2 separate regions of the Homo sapiens genome follow, and region 2 is linked to region 1. A link is an interaction called in ENCODE POLR2A ChIA-PET data of the cell type or tissue named here. Cell type or tissue: Panc1. All regions are shown on one strand.

Region 1 (2,500 bases):
TTCAGTTCATTTATGCAGAAGGAAATATTTGAGCAGCCAGAGTCTGTCGTGAACACAATGAGAGGAAGAGTCAACTTTGATGACTATACTGGTAATTACATATGAATTATTTTATTATTTCAGTGTCTCTGACAGTAGGAGGTGCCATTAACAACCTGAAAGTTCATTGCCCTTAATAGCCTTGTAGAACAACTACAGCTGCCAGCCATCAGTGGAGCCCAGCCATCTTGGAAAAAGTTCTTTAGTGTGTGATTCTACCTATATAAGATATCTAGAATAGTCAGATTCACAGAAAGAGAAAGTAGATTAATGGTTACCAAGGGCTGTGGGGAGGGGAAATGGGGAGTCACTGTTTAAAGGGTACAGAGTTTCAGTTGTGGGATGATGAAATTACAGAAATGGATTGTAGTGATGGTTGCACAATAATGTGAATGTGCTTAATGCCACTGAATTGTACATTTAAACATAGTTAAAATGGTAAATTTTATGTGTAGGTCACCCACTGTGTACCAGGGACTGTCCTAGGTACTGTGAATTCTAAGAAGAATAAGACCTGGTCCCGTTGCTGGGCAGCTTATGTGTATCTGCCTGGCCTAGGTTTCCTTTCTGAGTGTATAAATAAGTAAAAGTGTGAACTTCCCCAGAGGTCTTTCAGTTATTTGCCTGATGCCTTTGGATAACCTGTACCCTCCTGCATTTTTAAGGTAGAGGTGAGAGTACAACACTACTCTTTTTTTTAGGATGGAGTTTTGCTATTGTTGCCCAGGCTGGGGTGCAGTGGTGCCATCTCGGCTCACCGCAACTGCTGCCTCCCGGGTTCAAGTGATTCTCCTGCCTCAGCCTCCCAAGTAGCTGGGATTACAGGCATGTACCACCAGAGGAATTGTATCTGCCTCTGTAGACAGAGGTGGTTGTTGAAGATGGTTGAGCTGGAAGAACTGGGAGAGTAGCAGTAAATTCTTTTATGGTATTTATGGAAATGAGGTCAGGAAAAAGATTTGTTTTATAAGGGAAGAAAATGAGACAAACTTTGGGAAGTTCACGGTTTTAAAAAGTACTTTTGGCTGGGTGCAGTGGCTCATGCCTGTAATCCCAGCGCTTTGGGAACCCAAAGCGGGAGGATCGCTTGAGCTCAGGAATTCTAGACCAGTCTGACCTCCTTTTTACTAAAAATTTTTAAAAAATTAGCTGGGTGTGGTGGTGGGTGCCTGTAGCCCTGGCTACTGAAGAGCCTGAGGTGGGAGGATTGCTTGAGCCCTGTAGATCGAGGCTGCAGTGAGCTCTGACTCCACCACTGCACTGCAGCCTGGTTGAAAGACCTGTCTCAAAAAAAAAAAATAAAAAAGAGTACTTATATCTGTATTATGTACATAAAAGTTCTGTAATAAAACAGGATAGCTGTCATCTTTTTTGTTGTTAGGATGAGGAGATTGAGGCTTTCAGTTTGTCAAAGGTCACATTGTTAGTCATTTATTGAACCAAACTACTCCCCATGTATTCATTGTTCTAAGTGCTCTCCATCCCCTCCCCTGTCCATCAGGCATTCTTTCTTTTGCCTGTAGTGATGGCTTACCTCATCTCAAAAGGGATCAGGCTTTTCTCAAAAGCATCAAATTTAGAGCTTTGGGCAGCTTCTTTCAGAACTATCCCAACTATCCTCAGCCACCAGAAATTTCTAGGACTAATTTTAAGGAAACAACCGTGGCCAGCTAATCTCACTGTCTTACATCCATGTCATTCTTTGTCATCATCTGCAATACAGGTCTTTCTGGTAGTTGGTCTGCCTTTTTTTTTTTTTTTTTTTTTTTGCTTTGCTTTTATATTGAGTCTTTGCCTTTGCATGACCCTGATCCAGCCTTTTACTGCTGTTTCCTTTCTTCTCAAACATTTGTAATTAATGCCAAGGTCTGTGGAAAACACTGTAGGCAGAGGTACACAAACAGGCTTGGTCTAGTGCAGTAACAGCAAGAAGGCCAGTCTGGCTGGTGTGGCCTGAGTGAGAAGGGATGTGCTAGGTCAGAGTAAGCAGGAGACAGGTCTTATGGGACTTGAAGGCCAAAGTAAGTAGTTCGGATTTGATTATAAATTATTTGGGAAGCTAGTGACACTTTTTATTTTGTTTGGTTTTGTTTTCTACTTGCTAATTTTTTAAAATAGAGAAACATACCTTCTTTCATTATTGAAATTCAAAACGGAGAACATATAATTATTCAAAAGATAAAAAGTAAAACACATACCTTGGTTTTATAGTATAACTAACTAAGATAAAAAAGAAGGTGGACTGGCTGGGCGTGGTGGCTGACACCTGTAATCCCAGCACTTTGGGAGGCCAAGGTGGGTGGATTACTTGAGGTCAGGAGTCCGAGACGAGCCTAGCCAACATGGTGAAACCCTCTCTACTAAAAATAGAAAAAAATTAGCTGGGCGTGGTGGCTCGCGGCCTGTAATCCCAGCTACTAAGGAGGCCAAGGCTGGAGAATCGCTTGAACCTGGGAGGTGG
Region 2 (2,500 bases), 74 kb after region 1:
ATTAAAAAACAATCTCTGGTATTGTTTTGCATAATAACATTTTCTAGACTGTGTTGCATGCTTTTAAATGTTGCATAAACGGTATCAAACTCTGCACTTCTTCAGAGTCTACTTGAGTTTATTTAGGATATCCATTGGAGATTGCAGACAGTGTTAACTTCACCTTGGCATTGAGCAATCAGCCTTGGTCAACTCCGACATGAAGGGATTACAGGCCCTGCAAGTTCAGTGTCTCACAGTTCCCTTCCCGTTTATAACTCAAAGCTCTAACTCCTTGAGTTCCTTATTTGGATGTTTAGGTCAATTTCCTCACTTCCTTGGATTCTATTACAGGCTTTATTATTAAAAGTTTGTCTTGGTCAAGCCTTATTCTTGCCAAACCATTCTGTTTAATGAATGAAATATGAACAATATTTTCCACAGTGCAGAGATGGGATGGAGGGTGGTGGAAAATGCAGGTCAACCACAAAGTCAAAGTCAGAGGACGGAGGAATTTCAGGAGCTTCTCCACAATGTTTGCAACAATCCCTATGCTCTTTCTACTCCCGTTTTTTGAGGAATCTCTCCCAATTTGGCACAAGGCACTCTCCGGGTATTGAACCCAGCAGGAAGTGGAATGTCTGGGTTTTATTGAGGCTATTTCTCATGTTATGAGGCTATTTCTTGTGTTTTGCCTGATTTTTTTTCCTATGAGTCAAAGACTACAAAATAAAAAATTCAACTGTCTTCATCAATAATGAGCTCTTCAGCTTCTATAGCAGTGATGCTCAATCTTTTCTGCAGAATTCTAGAATTTCCTGCAAAGATCAAAGTGTTCTATATCCATGCTGTGTAATACAGTAGTCATTAGCTATTAGCCACATGTGGCTACTGAGAACTCAAAATGTGGCTAGTGTGACTGGGAACTGAATTTTACATTTTATATAATTTCACTAGAGTAGTCACATGTGGCTAGTGATTATTGCATTGAACAGCACAGTTCTAGAGGATTTATACCACTATATGTTGGTAGAATTTTAACAAACCTTAATACATCAAATGAGCTCACATTAAATTTCAGCTGATTTATTTGCTCTTTCTTTTCCCAACTTGAAGTTAATATATGAAACCGGGCAGCTTGGACTGTTATGCTTGCTCAGGCCACTCTATTGTACAGAGTATTGTTTCTCCAAGAGCTTCTGTTAATCTACTGTTTGTAGTCAACATATCTTTGTGATTTTGATGACACTGATGAGCACCAGCTATTGGTGGGTGCATCTGCCTGCACCCCATCATTGGACATTGTCCCTCACATAGCTCACTCAGTCCACAACGTCATTCCCCAGCTTCATTGATTCTGCCTCCTTTAAATTCAGGCTGTCTTTCTCCTCCCTCTGCCTCAGCACAGTCTCACTTTGGGACATGAGCTGTCATGATGGCTCAAAGAGAAAGCTAATTAGAGGGGATAAATCAATGAATAGGAATATAGAGCTGCAGAAATTTTCCAGAATGCATGCAGAGAGGCAAAGAGTAGAAATATGAAAGGTTAAGAGACATGGATGATGAAGTGTGAAGGTCTAACATATATCTGATTGGAGTTCTAGAAGGAAAAGAGAGGATCAGCAATTTTTGAATTGATAATGACTGAGAATTTTTCTTAATTGGTGAAACATTTATGCATACTTCAGATTCAGGTAGCCCGATGAATTTATAACACTACAAACATATTCATCCTTCATAGTGAAACCGAAGAACACTAAAATCATGGAAAGGTCTAAAAATAACCAGAGAGTAAAGATGGATTAATACAAAGGAACTACAGTACCCACAGTTCACTTTTCCACAGCAAAATGGTATTCAGTAGACAATGGAATAAAATCTTCAATACTATGAGAGAAAATAACTGTCAATCTAGAATTGTAAGAAAGACTTTAGGAGAAAATATAGAAGAATTTCTTTGCAATCTTGGGGTAGAAAATGATTTTTAAAAAAGAAAACTCACAATTCATCTGGGAAAAGATTAATACACTTGATTACATTAAAATAAAGAGATTTCATTATCAGAAGTATCTTAAAGACAGTGGAAAGAGAAATTACAGAATAGGAGAAGATATTTGCAGCACTTGTAACAGTGAAAAGATTAGTATCCAGAATATATAAGCTCCCTTAAAAATTGATATGAAAATGACGAACAACCCAACAGGAAAATGAGTGGAACAGTTGACAGGCATGGTGGCATAGAAGGGGTACACAGATAACCAACAATCACTCAGAGATTGTACAACTCATGAGAAACCAGAGAAATGAAAATTTTAACTACAGCTACAATGAATTGTTAATATGTACCCACAGATTGGTAAAAATCAATGGGTCTGGCATGTTGACATGGGTATGGAATAACAGGAACTCTTTTTTTTTTTTTTTTTTGAGAGGGAGTCTCGCTCTGTCGCCCAGGCTGGAGTGCAGCGGCGCTATCTCGGCTCACTGCAAGCTCTGCCTCCCGGGTTCATGCCATTCTCCT

The links. Peaks named below come from ENCODE experiments on the same cell type or tissue, not always from the same donor. Only the 100,000 strongest peaks of a DNase experiment are listed, where the experiment ranks them.
Region 2: POLR2A ChIA-PET joins it to region 1 with 14 read pairs; 2 of 35 experiments call an interaction of 5 or more read pairs at or near these places.

Annotation. Positions count from the first base shown.
Region 1 is chr2:69,343,495-69,345,994 of GRCh38, reverse strand. GFPT1 (glutamine--fructose-6-phosphate transaminase 1) reads left to right here. Exons shown (of 20, transcript NM_001244710.2): 12 at 1-91. Among named protein-coding and RNA genes, the nearest start is that of GFPT1, 42 kb to the left of the region's middle. In Panc1, no CTCF peak of the experiment used is centred here; no DNase peak of the experiment used is centred here.
Region 2 is chr2:69,269,874-69,272,373 of GRCh38, reverse strand. No RefSeq gene overlaps it. Among named protein-coding and RNA genes, the nearest start is that of GFPT1, 120 kb to the left of the region's middle. In Panc1, no CTCF peak of the experiment used is centred here; no DNase peak of the experiment used is centred here; H3K27ac peaks cover 958 bases.